Regions from separate parts of the Mus musculus genome. Here all the other regions are linked to region 4. The links are chromatin loops, found by intact Hi-C in ENCODE. Cell type or tissue: left cerebral cortex. All regions are shown on one strand.

Region 1 (4,000 bases), 1.2 Mb after region 4:
CATATTCTTGTGCAGAATGATGCTGAAGAGATAAAAATATCTTTCATTTCTATAGTGCCATGCATCTTAAAGTGGGTTCCACATTTCACAGACTATATATAGGCTCAATTCATTACCCAGCCCCATAAAATACAGCCAGAGCATGGCAGGCACATGCCAGATGTTTGACAATGACCTAATAACAGAGTGAGGATGAAGTTAAATTGGATTTAGAAAACAGGAGGCAAGATGTGGGCCACTAGGTAAAGCTTTGTTATCCATTCAACAGTGTGTTTGGTGTTTCTTGCCTACCAGAACGAGAGCAGAGGCACAAGCAAGCTAGAGTGATGCTCTTCCTACACTCATCGAGTAGCCAGGGTATCAGAGAAAAGATGTTTTGCAGTAAAATGTGATTCACGTTAGGATCAAGTGCAAAGTGCTGTGGCCGTCACAGACGCTAAAGGAATTCTTTTCCCATCAGCTACACTGCCATCATCACTCTCTTGTTAATAAAGGGTTTGCATTCAACATAATGATAGGATTCATGTTGAAGAAAATCTATTCTGGAATCCAGAACCCAGATTGCATGTGAGCATGGTAAGGGGGAAAATAAGGAGAAGAGGAGAGCACACAAGCAAGTCGTGGATCCAGAGTAGAATGAATTTGAAGCCGGTGAAAGTTGGAACCCATGACATCAGAGGGGCCCCAAGAGAGTTCATGGCTACAGCCGATTTCCCAGGGATGGACACCTGAAAATAAACTACCCTAACACTGATAACGTTGGTGACACCACTGTTGATCTCTCCGTGCCGAGAACTGTGGCCTGTCAAAATCAGAAGGGTTTGTTTGAGGAGGACCTCAAAGATCTGTAGGTTCAGACTAGTCATTTTATAAGTGAAGAAGACATAGCCATGTTCATTAAATATGCATAGCCATTAGCAATGTCCAGGACAGGGGCCAGTCCAGAGGCTGACCTAATCTTTGGGGAATCAGGTGGGCTTTAACAAGTACTCTTTAAAAGCTGAACACCTGGCTCCTCCGGCCATTTCCACTACAACAGAGAGACCAACCACAGCGAACAGGGGTTAAGGTCTTATAATCCAGCTACACCTATGTGAGCAAGAAATGTAGCTCAGAGAAATGAAAAAGAAATAGGCTAGAAGATTGTCCCTGCCCGGGTCAGATGGCTGCCACCCAGAGAGGGCCTCTGCAAACCATTTGGTTTCTAGAAGTGTATGTAGTTTCCAGCCCTTATTAACTTCACTAGGCATGGAGAGTCAGCTTACTCTGAGCTCCCAGTAGGGACCCCTTCAAAATGTGTTAAATCTCTGGGCAAGAAGGTTTCAACCAGAACAGGCAGAATGTGTAAAAATCAAAAGAATGTGGTTTATAATGTATGTACTGCAAAGACGTCATAAGTTGGGAATTCGGTGCTGACTGCCTGACTCGTAAAGAAGCCGTTCCTTCTCCTTAGGGGGTCCTACGTATGCACATGGGTACATTGAGACAATGTGTGGTGGGGGTGGGGAGCCAGTAGAGTACCAGCAGAGGCTCTAGGCCACAAGATGCCCTGTGTCCTGACTTTTTTAGTTCTGTAGTTCCTTGCCCTATCAGGCAAATCAACCCGATCCCATCTAAAAAAGATGATCTGCGATAGATGATGACCTTCAGGGCAATTTCTTTCTTATTAAAAAGCCAGTGTGGTGTTTCATGGTTTTTCCTGGGTGTATACCTCTCCCCCAAATAAAGGACAAACTTTGCAAGAAGAGGAAATCAAATACTCTTTCTACACGCCTTAAAATCTCCAATTGAGCATTAGCAGAAAACCTGGGCAATAGATGTTATTGGTAGTGGACAGAGAGCCACGACAGTCATTGAAAAATGGCCACTGGGACCATAATAAGCCTGAGTCTGTAGAGTCCTTTGATTTCATCGTGGCTTAGTGGGGAGCAGAGGACATGCTCACTGCCAGAGAGCAGGACTTGGAAGCTATCCGATGGGGGCTTGGTCCTTCTGCAACTTCTTGGCCAGCAAGTAGCAGAACTGGAAGGTACGTGCGATTCTCTGTGGACACCTAGCAGCACGCGGCTCTCTGAGAGATCTCCCAGCTTACCCCGCAGGAAACTAAGCGGAGGTAGGGGACCGAGGGGGGGGGGGTATTCAAAGGACAGAGCACTTGGTGCTAAGGGCCTGGGGACCAGGTCCGGGGGCCTAGTGAAGTCCCCCTCCCAGGCTATAAGCCTGGAGAAGAAAGACTGGAGAGGGTGCCACCTGCTGGTGAGGGACCCAGCCTTTCACAGTGGACTCCAAGGAGACCTGGAGTCTGTCTGTGTTGAAAGCTGAATTTAGGCTGCTTCCCAAGTTGCTGGCTTTCTGCAATCTCTTGATAGCTACCATTCCCGGTGGCTTTGTGCTCTGAGACTCCGTCCTCTGCGTATCACCCCCTAGATGGTGAGGCTGCCTGCAGGGATGGTGCTCACCCTCCTTGCCCCTCTTGGATGCGCACTACCGGTCTAAGGACTCTCCAAGCTTCTCCATCAGGTGGAGCCGTCCTCTCATCGCCTGCCTCCCTCCTCCCTCGCAGCGAACTGCGAGCAGGCCATCCTACAGAGCCGGGAGGTTAACCGAGCCCCCGGAGGAGGTGAGGCCGCCAGCCTGCGCGGGCGGAGATGGCGGGGCCTCCGTCGGGGCCGGCGCCGGCGCCAGAGCCCGGCAGCCTGTGGGTCCTGCAGGTATCGCTCGCCTTCTCTCTGCCCCACGTGGTAGCCGCGGAAGATTGCCGTTGGTTTTCCGGCACTCAGGATTTAAACGCCTCCTGGTCCTTTTAGAAGCAGTCCTCTCATTACTTAATCCAAGCCTTTTCTCTTTCTGCGGGAGACCGGAGGCTGAGGGAGGGAGTGAATGGGGTCCGGGGTTGGGGGAAACACACCCTGCTGGCTAGAAAAGGGGAGGGTCCGCAACCAGCGTAGGGGGTCACTAGGCGGATCCTGGAGACAAGATCCAAAGCAAAACGTGGTCCTCCCAACCTTGGACTCCCACTCCTCTCTTCCAAGAGTGAGCTTGCCTTGCCGGTATGGTGTGCATACACTGCTATGTGTTTCTGATGACCAGCCGTGTATTGCACACTTCACTGGCCTCACGACCCTGTTTTTTAAAATATTTCCCCCAGAGGGGCTGAATTAAACCTGGGCCGCGGGCCATTTAGAAGCTTGCAATGAAAATTAACCAACAGCTGAGAGGATAAATCTTTAGTTAAAATATCAAATGCTGCCTGGGCAGGTACATTCCTTCTACATCTTAGCAGGTTCGGTTTGGCCTTTGAAGTGGGACTCAGACCTTTCATCTCCCTTAGTCCTGAATATTTAGTGAAAAACTGCTGCTGATGTTCAACACTATATATGCCAGATCCTCACCCTTCATATATCGCATATGCTACTTGGGATTAATACCCATCTTTTGCGTGTTTCTGATTTACCTCTTGTGCTTTATTGCATTATCTCTTCTATGCCAAGCTAATGGAGCAAGGCTATGCTAATGTTGCTTCTGTGCCTTGCAAATTTGGCTGATGGGGCTGCCTCTGCTATTCAACATCTTCACACACACACACACACACACACACACACACACACACACACACATGCTTATAGATTTCCCTTTGATATGTTTAACAGCCTCTAAGAGATGTAGTTAAACAAACTGTTATGATAAGAATGGAAAAGTCAAGAAAGCATACACCTACTAATTTATAGATCTTGAATGTCACTGCCAGGTGTCAGCTCCTACCAGTACACACTTATGCATACGTCCCTGCTTCTTTGTTGTTCATAAATTCTAAGAAACATTTTTTAACATCCATGTGGAAACTCAGAGTTGGAATGTGCCTTGCAGTCAGCAAAGCCCCATATCTGTAATACTGATGGAAGGGTAAGAGATCCCTAAAAGGACTCCCTAAGGTCCAAAGACTGCAGAAAGTAATGATTGATTTTGTAATTGAATGTTGAATGACGCACATTGAGAAAGC
Region 2 (4,000 bases), 1.2 Mb after region 4:
GTCCAACTCCAACTCTCCGATGCATGTAAGTTCTTTATGCACCCGGTATATTAATTAGGTAACATCCGTGTGGCTAGGCCATTCGGAACTTCTGGGTGCCTGCTCGCCTTTCTAGCCAGGTTGGAAAAGGGGAGCCTGGCGTAGGTGGAGATTTCAGTTTCAGTAAGGTCTAACTTGCCCGGGTGTGTTTAAAGCAAATGTGCGAGGTCTGCACAGTTGCAGAAAGGGATGCGATTAGGGAAGGTTCTGAGGCGGGTATTTACAGTGGCTGGGGAAAAGAACGCTTGTAAAGAGTTACATTGAATGTCACCCATTTCCCTGAGCAAGGCTGAATTCTGAATCCTACCAAGCACTGGATTAGGTGTATGAAATGGAATTTCGCCCCTGGTGCCGATTGCTTCCTTTCTGCAATCCTAGCAGGTGGACTCTCCAGAAAGAACTTTGCTACCTCTGGGATCCTTGCCACTGAGAGTCATGGGGTGGGTCATGGTGGAGGGAGGACTAAGCACGCGCCTACTTAGCTAAAGGCATCAACAGTCACCTGTGGAATTAAGACTGAAAGAGCCAAGTCAACCCATTCCGTCCCACTCTTTTGGAATGGCAGTGCCACCTCTGCCATCTGAGGCAGCATGTGTGCCTGCCAGCACAGCTCTTGGAGGGACAGGACTTTCAGAAAAAAAAAAAAAATCCACAACAGAGAACATCCATCTGTTGATTAAATGAAGGGTAAAAGTTTTTAAGAAAGCAGAACATCGCCATGGGTGGCTGCCTGTGCAAACAGTGTGTACCCCTTGCTTCTCTTGTCAGGAGAAGCCAAATATAAGTAAAACCAGGCTTCCTTCTCCCTTTCCCCGGTCCTTGTTGTCACTGTAGATTTCCCACTTATCCATGCAGGTCAAACTTTGCAGTTATCACTCCTGATTAAACTCGAGGGACCCCTCCCCTTAGAAGTATGTATAAAGCATGTTTATGCAGATTTATAATGAGCTCACACTTATACATTCATATGGGTTGTGGGCATCTCCCCAGGAACCCCTACAGCAACATGAGGACAAACAGCCTTTGCACACACACACATACACACACATATAGTGACTCTCATTCTCCGTTGCCTCTTAACTAATTCACTTGGAAAGTTTCCTGTAGAATGTGTAAGAGAAGAAGGGGCCCTTACAACACACACACACACACACATACAGATTTGCATAGATTTTTTTTGTGTGAGCCTTTTGTATTTTTAGAAGCTTGATCAGTACTTTCTCAGATTGGCTTGTGCATCCTATAGGTGTCTAAAGTGCTTCCCTGCCTGCCTGAATCATTATAGAATGTATTTTCTACTGGGCTTGATCCTTTCTCCGTACCAAGCTATTTCTTGACTGCCTCATATGAATCTTTAAATATTTACCTACCAAGGGTAAATGCTCTGTTTCATCCACTCTTAGCTCTGAGGGCAGTAGGAAGAAACCACAGCCCCATGCAATCTGTATCATCTCCTGAACTCTTGGTGTTCTGAAGTTGGTTTGCAGTGTCCAACAATGGATGTTTAGTCCATAAAGTTCCAAAGCAGCCTCAAAAAGTCTCTGAGAAAGGTGCAGGGCCAGGCAACCTAAGCTTCCTGTTCTGGGCACTAGAAATCATGTGTGGGGGAGCAGCACCATGCAGTTAGGAGGGAAGATGTTTGATTGGTTCATTGCAATGTGATAGCAAGATCTTTTGACTTGAGTCCTGAACACACAAAATATATGCATATATATTACATTTCTCTACTTTTGTGTGTCTGCTCTCATGGAGGTGGATGCGAAGGTGTCGTCAGAGGAGAACTTGCAGAGTTGGTTGTCTCCTTCCACCATGTAGTTTCTGGGGATGGAATTCAGTTCACCAGGCTTGGTGGCAAGCACGTTTATCCACTGAGCCATCTCTCTGGCCTTAATCCACATTAAAAATATGGGTGTTGTGCAGAGTATTGTAAATTCTCCCAGAAGATTCTGTTTAAGTGTGCGTGCACATGTGTGTGTGTGTGTGTGTGTGTGTGTGTGTGTGTGTGTGTATCCTAGTACCATATCATACCTACTGTCATGCATTAAACTATTAGATAGAGCAGAGCTACCTTCAACAGGACATGGAAAGACTAGCCCATGGGATTCTAGAGGGAGAGGGTCCCTACTGTGATTCTCTAACCAAGGAGTGAGGTTGTTACCACAATGGCACTCCCTCTACACACACATACACACACACACACACACACACACAGAGAGAGAGAGAGAGAGAGAGAGAGAGAGAGAGAGAGAGAGAGAGAGAGAGAGAGAGAGAGAGAACCACTTGCCTGGACCCTGCTTCCTACACACTAAACCCTCTGGACGTTTTCCCACAAAAATGTATAAAGGATCAGGACAATCCTTCATTCAGAGAGAACAAGGAGCCAGGGGTCTCAGTAGGACTTTATGTGGCATGCTGAAGGCATGGCCATCTGCTACCCAGCACTTGTCCCAGTGGGGATCTGTGTGTCTTCTTGGAGTTCTGAGAAGGCAGTTCTCATCATTCCTTTTCCCAGGACCCAGAGCGCCCCAATGCTGTGAAATTTCCATTAGCATGTGGGTAAACCCCTAAAGTACATCTCAATCCTCCCTGCTCTCCTGGATTTTTGACTAATTCACTTTTACTTTGTCCCACAACCCTTGAGAGAGGGCAGAAGATAGCATAGTTGATGTCAGTAACGTCCTACCTCTTCTAAAGTTTGGGCTTCTCCTGTAGATTGAGATCAACTATTGCTTTCTTTGTAAGGTAGCAGTAGAAAAGTCAAGAGACAGTTCTCTGTTCTCACCCTGCCAGTGTCTCTCAGTTTGGCCCTGATAGGGGATGGAGAGCTGCCAGCATATGCTGTTTGAGAGTTTCTCTCTCTCACTGGGGATGCCTCTCCCCTCAGCTGTCAGGATGGCCAAGCTTTGTATAGAGAAGGATAATGTCACAGCACAATTTGCCTCCCACAGAGAAACGGTATGTTCTGCCCCCGGGGTGAAGAAGAACTGATTCCCTTGTCATCCATAAACTTAGAACTTGCTACATTTTTCCCTTTATTATTTCAGTTCACCACAGCCATTTCCTTCTATGTCCTCCTTAATCTTCCAGCCTCATTCCATCTACCCTGCACACACACATCTTAGGTGACTTTGAAGGAATAGGGTCTCAGCAGGACTGAAGACTCCCTGCTTTTCTTGCATCTTCGGTTCTGAGACAGTTTGGGCGATGTACAGTGGTACAGACATGGTGGCTTCTGCTGCCCATGCTCTAAGAAGAGTGTTTTCTCCATGTACTGGCATTCCACTTGGAATTCCCAGAGAGTCGTGTCGTGTCCTGTCCTGTCCTGGGATGGAATGGTCACAGGATTCCACCTCTGCCCTACCCCGAATGCGTGTTTGCTTTGTCTATGCTCCTCGCTGTTCCGAACATTTAGAGTAAAAATAAACTCATATTTTACCTGTAAGTAGCATCCCCTACCAGAATATCTGTTTGGGATCCACCTCCTTAATAGATGCTCTCCTGATGAACAGGGCACATCAAAAGGAGAACCAGGTAGCCATTGGATGGCAGAGTTATAAGAAACCTGAATCTCCAAGGAAACAGAAGAACATCAGATAGAGGGTGAACAGACTGAGTGAGGAGAGCTGGCTTGGTGCAGGAGCCAGAGGGGTGACAGTAAGCATGGAGGAGAGGAGCCACTGCAAGGAGGTCAAATTTGCCAAGAGCTCTCATGGGGAAAGGAGGGAAGAGGAGGAGCTTGGGTAAAGAACACAAACCTGTTAGACAGGGCTCCCAAAATGAAGTGGAGGGAAAAGGGTTCAGTTCAGAGGATAATCAGAAAAATAAACTTTGAGTGAACAACTCTAGGGGTACTTAACCCTAAGGGTACTTAACTCTGGGGTACTTAATTCTAGGGGTACCTGTCCTTGCTCAGAATGAAAGATAAACAGTGATGAGTATGAGCCTTTCTGCTCCTGGCACC
Region 3 (4,000 bases), 1.8 Mb after region 4:
GTCCCCATTACTCAGCTCCTGCCCAGTGGTTCCTCTTCTCTTTCCAGAAGGGCAACTGCTGCAGAGACATGGTCAATCTACTCCAGCTAACCAGACAGCAGAGCATTCACACGTCACCTCTCCCTGGCAGAACCCAGACTCCCAAGCCCTCCTGCCTTTCCTGTGTGTCCCCAGGATGCCACCAATAAATTGGCACTGCAGGGCTAAAAATAACAGCATCTGATCGCGCCTCGGTATATCCATGGCAACACAGGCTGCAGCCTTTTCCTGCCGCGCCTGTGTCTGACACTCCGCTCAGCGCGCCAGGCCACAGTGAAATCGGCAACCCTCCCCACTGCCCGCTCTGGGGAGGGCGCTGAGGAGCCAAGCTGCCATGCCTGTTGTCAGCTGTGACCCCCCCTCCCTCCAAGGCTCGGGACCCTCAGACACACACTTGCCTGGAGCTACTAACTGAGCATCCTTGTGTCTAAGGGAAAGGAAGGAGGGGCTGGCGTTTTTACTGTTGCTTTAAGACATTCAGGCATTTCTTATTGGGAACTTAAAAAGACTTTGGGGGGGGGGGGAAATCTTCCTTTGCTCCTGGGAAACACACACACACACACACACACACACACACACACACACCCCTCAGAAGGACCCACATTCCAGCCTAGGCTCTGGCATCCAGCCAACAGTTATTCTGTCCATTTTTCCCCCACACCCTGCATGGCTTCCCTGGGCTGCTGGGTAGAGAACGGCTGAAGGAATCATCAGGAGGAAGGGAACTGCCCCTTGCTTATTCTCTGCTAGTCACTGTGTGACTGGGACCTAGAAAAAAATGATGCAAAGAGAGGAACATGCCAGCCACCACAAGAGCTGGGAACTGTCTATCCTGCCTGTATTTGGAGAACGGGTGGAGGGGTGGTGAGGTGGTAGCCGGCGGCCCTGGCGTCTAGAACACACCCATCTCACAGCCCTCCTCCTGTGAGTGACAGCCAGACCTGTGGCCTTGGGAAATGAATTGGCACCACTATAATCTGAGCTGGATCAAAGCAGGTACCAGGAGGAAGGGGAAGATAGCTGCCAATTACCCATTGGTTCTCCGAGCCTGCTTTCCTTTATCCTAGTTTTTTGGTTTTCTTTCAAGAAGCCAAAAAAAAAAAAGTATATGTATTTGTTGACAGCTTTTAGAGACCCATGAACCCCCTGGGGATTCCTAGTTCCTGGGAAATGAAAGGAAAAGATTCTTTATGGTATCATCACTTACCCCAGCTGCAAAGCAAAGCATCACCCAGGTGCCACAGAATGTAGTCGCTGTGGCTCGAAGCCAACGGCTTCTTGGAGTAGAGGAACTCTGGGGAGGAAAGCCAGCTTCAGCCCACTTCTAAAGCCTTCTGTGGACAAAGCTCTTACCTTGAGGTCTCCCATATCTGTGCATCAGACAGAGCTATTCCCATTCCGAACTCAGAAGCCATCTCTCCCAATACCTGTTTTTCCCCTTGGCTGAGAACCACTCATAGAAATGCAAATCTGTTTTAATTAAGGTGGTTAATAAACAGCAATTATGTTTGCGGCAATTTTTGTTTTGTTTCCAGCATAATTTTGCCTCTTCTCAGGATCTCTCCCTCTTAGCCATCTTTCCTGAGGTCTAAATCCCAACCATCACCCCAGGGACTGGGATCACGCGAGAATGTTTTCATCCCTACCCTCATTCTTGAACCAGTCCAGCCCAAGTTATATAAAGGAGATAAAGGGCAGTTAACTGGAAGTGTCAGTGAGACAGGCTTCACTCCAGGTGCTATCCCTTGGCTTGCACACACACACACGCGCGCGCACACACACACACACACACACACACACTGATTGGGATAATACTGAGTCAGGTTTGGAGCTGTGGTTTCAACTGGCCTGGCTGGTTGTGTATGTGGAGAAAAACAAGACAGTAAGCTAGAGGATCTTCTAGGACCTGTATAGGATTAGGCTATGAGGTCAGCTAGCCAGACATCCCTTTTGCAAGGTAATTCCCACCCTTGGTGAAGGAACAGCGCCACTTTCCTTTCCTTCGTGGCCCAACAGATACCCAATTTCTTAGGCAAGTTTGCCCTCTGCTGGAAAACTGAGAAATTGCTTGAATTCCAACAAGGAAGCAAGGCTGGATGGCATTCCCATGCCATCTGCTTGGCAATCTTCTCTCATATTGGTGGTTGCCTCGACTCCCTTCCCAAGCTCACCATCTCCTTTGCAAAACACTCCTGCAGATAGAATTATTCTCTCTCCTCTGAAGCCAGTTAGTCTTTATCTGCACCACTCCTGTGGCATGAATACTCACCACCTTTCATGTTATTACTATATCCTGGGAATTCTGTCTTGGACGCATTCACTCGCGTTCCCAGGAGACGTTTATGACGGAATGCCTAATTTATCTTCAGGTCCTCTACCTCGCACTCTGCCTTGCACGCACAGGTCTTCTGTAAACGTTTGCTGAATGCTTGGATTGGTGGACACGCTTCTGAACCCATCAAAAGAGGGTGCCAGCTGGGGCTCTGCCCTTCCTGCATCCCCAACATGATGTCATCTTCCCAACAGGACCCCCCATCATCTCCAGCACACAGACCCAGCACGCCCTCCACGGAGAGAAGGGCCAGATCAAATGCTTCATCCGGAGCACACCACCGCCTGACCGAATTGTGAGTGCTCCTGGGAGGGAAGGTGGTGAGGTACCCACAGAGCACCTACACCCCGCCCCCGGCATCCAGCGACACGGGTGCCCCCCCCAAAACTGGTGCAAGCCTTGGAGCTCCCCTTCCCCTCCATTAGAATGAAATGATACCTTGCTGTGTCTTGAGATAGTATACCCTGAAGATGAGCTAAGAGGAGGCAGCCTCCTGCCTCAGAGCAGGCAAGCTTGGGGATAGTATACATGCTTCCAAGTGCTAACACTGGTGATTCAGACTGAATTAGGCACCCTGCGTGCAGAGGACAACTGAAAACAGCAGCAGGAATGGACAACTCATTTCTTTTCTTTCCTGGGCTCAAAGCCAATGTCATAAAATTGTAAACTGAGTGCAGTTTACTGCCAGCAATCCCCGGGCCTCCCAGAATTATCCTCTTCTGCCTCTTCTCCTCCTGGTGTCCAGGAGGTACTCTGTGCCTTCCATATGGAGAAGCCCCCTCTAAAATGGCCATTGTATTATCCTTTCTTCCTCTAACCTCACAGCCTCCAGGGAAGACCAGACACAGCCCACCTAACTTCCCACCCCCACCCCCCAGCCCACCTTCATTGCACCTTGGTGTTTACATTTCTTTTATTAAGAAAGACTTAAAAAATTAAATGTATTATCATTGTGTGAGTAGGATGTGAAGGTGGACTGAGTGCTGAGATCAGCAGGAGAGATCAGAGGACTTTGTGAGATCAGTTCTCTCCTTTCACAGTTATGTACATTTTAGAGATCTAACTCGGGACACCCGGCTTCTGTGGCAAACACCTAGCCCACTAATCCATCTTTCTAAGCACAATGCACCCTCACCACCCCACATCGATCTGAAACTGGTAGCTGCTCCAGTATAAAAACAAAGAAAAGGAGAGCATTGCGTAGCACTTCTGAAGGCAAGTGTTACTTTAGTAACCCCGTGCCTCAATGAGGGTGTCTTAGTTACTTTGTATCACTGTAGGGAAACCAGAAAACAGAGTTTATTTACAAAAGAAAGCATTTAATTAGGCTTGCAGCTCAGAGCGTTAGATAATGTCCATGATGGCAGAGCAAGCACACAGTGGCAGAAACAACTAAGAGTCCACATCTTGATATGCAAGCAGAAGGCCTACCCCCAGTGACACACCTCCTCCAACAAGGCCACACTTTCTAATCCTTCTCAAACAGTTCCACCAGTGTAGATCAAGTATTCAAACATATGCACCTATGGGAGCTATTCTCATTCAAACCACGACAGATGGTCTTACTAGAAGACTGCCCAGAAGCCAGCCTGCAGTATAACAGTGCTGGAAGGCTGTAGCTCAGATGGG
Region 4 (4,000 bases):
TGACCTTCATTGCATGCAAAACATTCACGCCCACACTGAATTTCACAGGGCCTCTGACAGAAGTCATCACTCTTCAAGGTTTGCTTCGAGGTAACCTCTCCCACTGTAGGTCCCTTGCTATCCCACTTCACCCTGTGCACCATGGTCTAAAGCTACATGAAGCTACCTTGGCACACTTAAGTATGGTCTCCCATAAGGCCATGCCCACTCATTTCCCTTTACGTGTCTAGAGAACCTTAACTAGCCTGTTCATGAAAACGTATCTTAAAGTGCTGCCATTGATGTAAACTACTAAGTCCCTCTGTAGATTAAAACTGTGATGCTGTTGTAGTTTGAATAGCTTTCTTTATCAAACCTGCCCTCTTTATAGAATCTGACCTATAGAATATGTATATCTACATAGATCTTTTTCATACATACATTTGTATGTATATGTATATATCTGCATATATATGTGTATTACCATCTGTCATCTGTTTTTCTACTTAAGACTTTAAATATATGCATGTATTGGTATCTCTGTGAGGATGTGTATATAAGTGCTGATGTCCATAGAGGTTAGAAGCAACCTACTTTTGTGGAGCCAGAATTGGAAGCTGGTGTAATTCAGGTTCTCTGCAAGAGCAATATGTGCTCTTAACTTTTGAGGCATCTCAACAACCTCTATCTATCATCAATCCTCTATCCATCCACCCATCATATATTAATGAAACATTTAAAAGAATTAATTTATGTAGACATCATGATATCTGACAAGGCTGGATTCTGGAAGGCCAGCCAGCAGTCTGTAGCCTCAGGGTGGAGCTGATAGGGCATTTGGCTTCTGAAGGACCTCTGGAGACTTCTGCAGGCACATGTGGCTTTGAAAGCTGTCAATGAAGCTCTTGGACATACTGGAGGGTAATAAGTGTAACTCAAAGCCTAGCAATGGAAATGCAAACCTTATTTAAAAACATTTTCAGAGCAGCAACTAGACTAGGGTCTGACCAAAACTTAGCACTGCACTGTTAGATTGACACAAACACTGACCATGTCACAGTTTGATATTGTTCCTCGAAAACTCAGTTATATGTCACTGAGCCTCAAGAAAACTTCTACAGGCAGCACTCATCAAGTTTAAGCTAGTTTTTGACTATATGTAAAGACATACACTTGTTTTATTATACATCATATATACGATGGTAAGCATTATGTCTGTTTAAAAAACACATATCCCCAGAGTGACTTAGTGGCCAAAAGAAAGATGGCAGTGGACACAGAAATGACTATAGCCATTCATCATAATGAACTAATATAGTAGACTAGGGAGTTCCCTAGATTAAAATGGAAAGCTAGCTTACTTCTGATGAGGCCTGATGCTTTTTCTTGGTCAAGTGACACATCCCATGGGTGTGTGTGCCCACCTCTTGCAGAAATATAGACCTCACTCCTGGTTTTCAGCAGCTCAATGAATTGTTTGAAAATTTACCCTATTGGGTGACTGATACATGAATCTCCCAGTGAGACAGTTTTTAAAGTAACCCCTGCTTTGGTTGTGTTCTAGCAAGTTGGTTACCCCGACTTCTCTGAAGTGATGAGGGGTGAGGAGGTAGCCGTACTCTGCTGTCCACTAGGTGGTGGTGGAGTCCCACCTCTGACAGTCTTAGTGCTTTGTGCTCTCTGACCAAAGCCTGGGGAGAAAACATCTAATCCAGAGCAGAACACAGTTGGGAATTTTAGGTTAACGGAGTAAGGCACTTTAATTTTCTTGGGAAAATAGCTGCACTCACACATAAGAAAAGAGGTTCTTGAAGCATCAAGACCGGTGGTATGTACAAGTTGGTATGGCTTTTTCCAGCCCCTAGGCATGAAGAAACTTCTTCCCTGTACTACACACAATTTCCATTTCTCCCTCAGCAGCCAGGTCAAGCCTGATCCTGCCACCAGCCCCCTTTTCACTTCACTCCCCCAACCAGGGCAATTCTGAAGTGTCAGCCCTTGTGGTGGTGTCCTTCCCGGGCCTCTTGGCTCTACCATCCTCCTGTCCAATGCTCTCTGCTATGAGCAGACTTCCAGTCAGCAGATGAACACACACTGCAGTCGTCTTCAGCATCTTTTTTGTGTGTACTACTTACTCTTTGATGAAGGCACAAGAAATATAAACAGACAAAACAAACAAACAAACAAACAAAAAAACCAAAAAAGAAACAAAAAACAAAAAAACCAACCCCCCCTCAATTCTTAAATGAGCCAAACTTGGAGGGTTAAGCCTTAACAAATATTTCTCTTTTCTTTTCTTTTTCACGTCCACTGTTTTCTTTTCTGACTGTATTAATAACATCTCAATGGCTGATTATTTTTGATATGTAACCACTCCACAGACACGGATAATTTGCAGTTTTCTTTAATGTGGCGTGCAGGATATGCAGTGGGATGCTGTGTAGAACACATGTTCATAAATGCCGGCTGATGCTGACACTTCTTTCTGGAACTTTTATGGAAGAGCTTCTTTCTCCACATGACTTCCAAGTCCATCACCCGCAGGATCTCATTTTCCAGTTAGTGATAACAACAACCAAGGATTATCATCTTCCATTTATAGGTAGGGGCAATAAGTCAGAGAAAAATGATTTGCCTGAGAACAAAAAGCCAGTCAGTGGGGGAAGCTGCATTGTTCTCTGTTGCACCATCTCTTTGTGCCTCTTTCCAATGAGGGGATACCATGTTACCCTAAGCCTTGAACCCAGGAAAGCACAATTAGTATTTCTTGCCTTTGTTTGGAAGCCTGAACTCTTCATTACCTACTCTCATGGTGGCCACCAATGCCTCTTGTTCTTGTCTCTTTTTACTGCTCCCTAGTCACCAGCAGGACAGCTCATCAATGCTGTCCTCAGGTGAATCAATAGCAACAATATCTCATTACTGGGAGAATAAGATTGCTACAGCAGGCTAGTTTTGATTTCCCCCAAGTCAGAACATTGCAGAGGATTCAGTACAGCTCATTCCCAAACTCTTCATACCATTGATCTGAAACTCCTAACCAATATCCACCTTTGAGATAGGACACTGGAAAGCAAGTCTGTAGAGTAATAGTGAGACAGGCCCTTAGATTGTACAATTGTAGGAGAGTCTGTGGGTGCTATTGCATGTCTTTTACAAGCCACTCTGCCTACACTCACCTTTAGTTGATATTAATTAGTCGTTCCTTGAAACTCACTCTAAATGTCATGGCTATTTGTCTTGAAATCTTTCTTACAATGTCTTATATTAGAGCTATATAACCAAGGTTTTCTCCGTTTCTCTTACAGGAATCATGATCTCCTAAGATGTATATACTATACCCTGGTTGCCTTGTGCTACAACTAGAGATTGCTCACTGCTTTTCTATAGGAGAGTGTCATGGGACAATGTCACACATTCACCACGGGAAGCTTCAAAAATGCTGTTGAATAAAATTTAATTCTCCCAACTCCATGCACAGCTTTTAACCATATTCAAACTATTCAGAATTAGGTCAGATTCATCTTCCTAAAGCAGAACGATCTTCATGTCATTTCTCTGCTAGAATTTTCTTAATATTCCCTTACTGTCCATATAATTATATCTGAGCCAGGAGGACTAGGATGGAAAAGTCAACTGGATTTACTTGGACCCGATTTTTCCTGTTTTTTTTTTTTTTTTCTGCCTCTGCCTCAAACATTTCATCTTTCACTGCCCATAGGCTTCGTGCACCCTTTGAACAATTGTTTCATAGCTTTTCCTACATGCTGTCATTATAAAGTCATGTTTGCACCAGAATTTTCCTCTCTGCTTCTTTGCTGCTCGATTCCCACTCTCTCTTAAAGGAAGGCAATGAATGGGGGAATGGATTATTAGATTTCATAAAGAACAGCAGATAATATTTTTTGTAGTCGGGACCAAAATTAGATTGCTAGAGGCAAAGAAAAGAAAGGAGAAGTGAGAACAGCATGTATGATTCATTTATTTGATTGTTTGATGGTAAGAATGACCAGCAGTGTCA
Region 5 (4,000 bases), 1.9 Mb after region 4:
GACACACGAAGATCAACCATGTGAGATGCCAACAGACTGGCCCACAGGCTCTTCATGGTTACCACCTGCCATGGTCAGGGCCAGCCACATTTCCTATGTGATCTGTCAAGGATCAGATACTGGGGAAGCTGTAAAAACATTAAGAGATAACTTACTGTTACAGTCGTGATAGTGACACTCTTCAATCTGTACCATATGCCTGCTGCAGTGTTAAGAACTTTGTACACCTTACTTATCTCAGTGGGTTGGAACCCGTGGCATCACTTTAGGAGGTTAACCCAGTATTTCAAAAAGGAAACAAGACTTGAAATAAATACTGGTGATTCTATCATAAAGTTGTATTGTTTTGTGAAACTTCTGGTCCACTAATATTCATGTGCATTTATTTGTATGTATGAAACCATAAAATAAAATGTACCTCTCACTGAGGACAGAGACTAAAATCTGTTGTAAAAGACTTCCTTTTTATCTATTTCCTAATGGTCCCATTGAGATGTATTCAGTTACTAGCCCGGGTTAACAAAGGCAATTCTTTTTTTTTTTTTAGAACATTAGACTTTTTTTTTATGTCATTACCATAGGACAATTTTTTAAAAGATTTATTTATTTATTATATGTAAGTACACTGTAGCTGTCCTCAGATACTCCAGAAGAGGGCATCAAATTTCGTTACAGATGGTTGTGAGCCACCATGTGGTTGCTGGGATTTGAACTCGGGACCTTCGGAAGAGCAGTTGGAGCTCTTAACCACTGAGCCATCTCGCCAGCCCAACAAAGGCAATTCTTAAAGTCACTTCGTCCACTTCCTGTGCCCATGTTGCAGTCACTGCTCTCACCTGCACTTCCAGCATAAGAGCCTCTTTTCTGTTCCAGACTAGAACACCCATCCTTCTCGAGCTGGCTCCTTCTCAGTCATCAGGTCTCGCTCTGATTGTGTGTGGCCTTCATTTGCACAGCCCGGGCAGCTCTCTGCCCAGGGCCACTCAGACACTGTTCACTTGTTTGCTGTCTGTCTTCCCCTCAAAACCCAAAGACAATTGACACATGCTGTTTGGACTCACCTACTAGAACATCTGGATAGAGCAGAACTTCAAGTGTTAAGTGAACAAGAATGCCCTGGGCCTTTCCAATGGCCGATGTCAGAGCCAGGCCTCCACCCCCCAAGTCTGCCTGAACCCACATTTACTCCTTACCCTCAGTAAGCTGTGATATCCTATAACCAGGTCTAAGGCTAGAAAGGGAACCTCCATCCTGATGGATGCAGAGGGGCTGCTGTGGCTGTACAGAGGAACGATGCTATTAGGGATTAACTCTGGGACATGGCCTAAGCAAGCCTAGTTCCCAAGCCCATGCTCCCTCCTTGGGCCACTGGTGTAAGGAACCATGAGGGACTAACTCTAGGCTACTTACTTTGGTGAGCTGAGAATCTGGAGGGAAAAAAATGGGAGAGGAGACTGCATACTCTCAGGTTTGCATAAGAGGAAAACATCACCAGTCATGGAAGAAATACCAAAAGAAATCCATCAAACATGATTGATGCTGAGTCCAGGACAGCAGCCTGCTTAGAAAAGGCTGAGAAGAGCCAGGGATCAGCAAAACAAAAACAAACAAACAGAAAAAAAAGATACAACAGTGTATTGGGCACAGAGGACTAAAGTTGCAGGAATTTCACTTTAAGGTCCATGGGATAGGCCACAGTGAGCTGTAATTCAGAAGCTGAGAACAGAGAAGCATGGGGGACTGGGGGGGGGGGGTGGTCAGGGCAGGGGTGGAGGCAGGGGCGGGCGTCACACAGGCTCTAGGTAGGTCCTGACTAGGATGCCTGGTGCTGGAGAGCTAATAGTCAGAATACTTTGGTAACACTGACACCTTGTGGCTATGGAATGCCTGTCCCAAAGGGAAAAAAAAAAAAGGAATCTGTGGATACTTCAGTTATTCTCCTTGTACTGCTGAAATATGCTAAAATTTATGTCAGTGCTAATAATAATTTTGGCAAGCCCTTATAGTAAACATGCCTTCTAATGTTCATTTTTCTGTAAATAAGTCAAGCCTCTGGGTAATGGGCAACCTGACTTTGTAACTTCAAGTTGCTGGACTCCCAGCTGCCTTAACCAAAGGTCAGTCAAACAGCCAGGCAACGCTGACCACTTTAAATGTTCCAGGGGATGGCATGAAGAAACTATACAACAATTACAGCTAATTGTCTGGTTCCTGATGGGCAGCCCCAGCTAGCTTTGGCTATTTCAAATAGTTTATGACTAGATTTTTTTTTTCTATTACATTGCTGAACTCTAGAGGACTTGGCAATCATTTACCCACAGGCCAGAGGCCACAGGTCACTAATTCTAATGACCTAGCAAAAGGACTACTTGTGCATGTGAAGTGTGCTGTGATTTTTTTTTCCCCCAATTCCCTCTCTGGCTGTGAGCAGTACTCAGTTCACTCAAGTAAACTGAGAAATGATTGCCAGCTCCTGAAGGTGCAGCTCCAGCCACAACCGGTTCAAACAGTTTGTATCCGAGTTCCTGCCATCACAACCCTCAGTAGGCTGTGATATTCTGTAACCAGGTCTATTCGGGCTAGAGAGAACAATTATCCTGATGGATGCTGAGGGGCTGCTGTGACTGGTACAGGAGGAACAATGCCTCAATTCATGGGGACACAAACGTTCATTTGCATGATCCCCTCCTTGGCTCTATAAGCAGATAGGCTAGGAGACATTCTTCTGCCCAATTATTCCCAACAAATGTCCTCTCGTAAGTGGTCTTTTCTTGCCTACTTTTGTTAATGGAGCAGAGATGGAAACACAAAGAAAAAGCAACAGGCACAGCACAGTGGCCAGGGTGGCAGCAGCCAGACAGTTCACGAGTGGACAGAGCAAAGGAGGGGGAGAGAAGCGAGAAGAGAGACGGGGACTGGAGAGGCAACTCAGTGGTTAACAACACTGGCTGCTCCTCTACAGGATTAGGGTTTGTTCCCAGCTCCCACGTGATCCCTACAACTATCTGTAATTCCAGTTCCAAGAAATCTAATGTCCTCTGCTGGCCTCCAAAGGCACTGACCACACATGGTACTTAGACACACATGCAAACAAACACCCACATATGTAAAATACAAATTTTTTTTTTTTTAAGAAGGGAGAAGACAAGAAGGGGCAGAGGTGAAAAGGGATAAAAGACTAATAAGGAGACAGATAGGAGGAACTACGGGCTCTGTTCGCTAGAAGAGCTCCTGGAAACCATGAACTCATTAAAATCAACATTATCAGACACCCTAAGACAAAAGCTGCAACACTGGCTAGTATCAAATGCTATGGAATACTGACTTACACAAGAACTCTAACACTCTGAGCTAAGGGTCTTGATATCTGAGGCCTGAACAAGGACTGGATGGAACACTGTGTCTGCATGCTTGAATGCCTGCCGGCTGCATGGTTGCTACCACAACTGTCAAGCACTGGGAGATAGACAAGCTGTCAAAGACCAGCACATGAAGAGCTTCTCCTTAACCGCCTATGACGTGATTGCCTGTCTTCCTACATGTAGTAAAGGGGATTACACCTAGGGCCTCAGACCCGTGCAAGCACTCCACTGTTAAGCCACAACCTTAGTGTTCTTTCACTTTTTATTTTCAGACAGCATCTCACTAAATTGTTCAGGCCAGTCCTGAACTCCCTCTATGGCCCACACATTTGAGCCTTTTGCTTCACCTTTCCAGGAGCTAGGACTACAGGCCTATGCCCAAAGCTGAACTCTTATCCAAAGTTTCCATTCAGGTAGGAGGACCCACAGCATTTGTCTCTCTGTCTCTTCACAATAACTCACAGCCCTCTTGCCCTGCCCTAAACATGCCTAAGGTCAGAGATAGCATCTTACTGGACTCTGAAGCAACGGTACTTAGCACTGAGGCCAGCACACCAAAATAATCATAGTAACTACTACTAAATAGATGCTGACTGCTTCTGAATAATGCACAAATATATTCTTGAATTTCACCTATG

Evidence for each region. Peaks named below come from ENCODE experiments on the same cell type or tissue, not always from the same donor. Only the 100,000 strongest peaks of a DNase experiment are listed, where the experiment ranks them.
Region 1: it touches region 4 in a loop (13-fold over the local background); 13 of 42 quality-filtered maps call a loop at or near these places.
Region 2: a loop joins it to region 4, with 12 times the contacts of the local background. A loop is called at or near these places in 13 of 42 quality-filtered maps.
Region 3: a loop joins it to region 4, with 4 times the contacts of the local background. A loop is called at or near these places in 10 of 42 quality-filtered maps.
Region 5: it touches region 4 in a loop (4-fold over the local background); 4 of 42 quality-filtered maps call a loop at or near these places.

What each region holds. Positions count from the first base shown.
Region 1 is chr9:34,483,565-34,487,564 of GRCm38, forward strand. It overlaps a transcript of Kirrel3 not described here. Among named protein-coding and RNA genes, the nearest start is that of Kirrel3, 3.2 kb to the right of the region's middle. In left cerebral cortex, CTCF peaks have their summits at 2,258 (motif pointing left) and 2,466; DNase peaks (open chromatin) are centred at 2,307, 2,483 and 2,718; H3K4me3 peaks cover 1,340 bases; H3K27ac peaks cover 1,430 bases.
Region 2 is chr9:34,489,437-34,493,436 of GRCm38, forward strand. All of the region lies in intron 1 of Kirrel3 (kirre like nephrin family adhesion molecule 3), which reads left to right. Among named protein-coding and RNA genes, the nearest start is that of Kirrel3, 2.7 kb to the left of the region's middle. In left cerebral cortex, no CTCF peak of the experiment used is centred here; no DNase peak of the experiment used is centred here; H3K4me3 peaks cover 1,685 bases; H3K27ac peaks cover 119 bases.
Region 3 is chr9:35,017,526-35,021,525 of GRCm38, forward strand. Kirrel3 (kirre like nephrin family adhesion molecule 3) reads left to right here. Exons shown (of 17, transcript NM_001190911.1): 11 at 2,566-2,666. Among named protein-coding and RNA genes, the nearest start is that of Kirrel3os, 12 kb to the left of the region's middle. In left cerebral cortex, a CTCF peak has its summit at 2,083 (motif pointing left); DNase peaks (open chromatin) are centred at 160, 780 and 2,076; H3K27ac peaks cover 1,005 bases.
Region 4 is chr9:33,258,742-33,262,741 of GRCm38, forward strand. Gm32171 (a long non-coding RNA gene) reads left to right here. Exons shown (of 4, transcript XR_870616.1): 3 at 2,400-2,581; 4 at 3,288-3,777. Among named protein-coding and RNA genes, the nearest start is that of Gm32171, 6.3 kb to the left of the region's middle. In left cerebral cortex, a CTCF peak has its summit at 1,608 (motif pointing right); a DNase peak (open chromatin) is centred at 1,627.
Region 5 is chr9:35,164,497-35,168,496 of GRCm38, forward strand. All of the region lies in intron 2 of Dcps (decapping enzyme, scavenger), which reads right to left. Among named protein-coding and RNA genes, the nearest start is that of Dcps, 9.5 kb to the right of the region's middle. In left cerebral cortex, CTCF peaks have their summits at 1,899 (motif pointing left) and 3,048 (motif pointing left); DNase peaks (open chromatin) are centred at 1,885, 2,694 and 2,903; H3K27ac peaks cover 1,830 bases.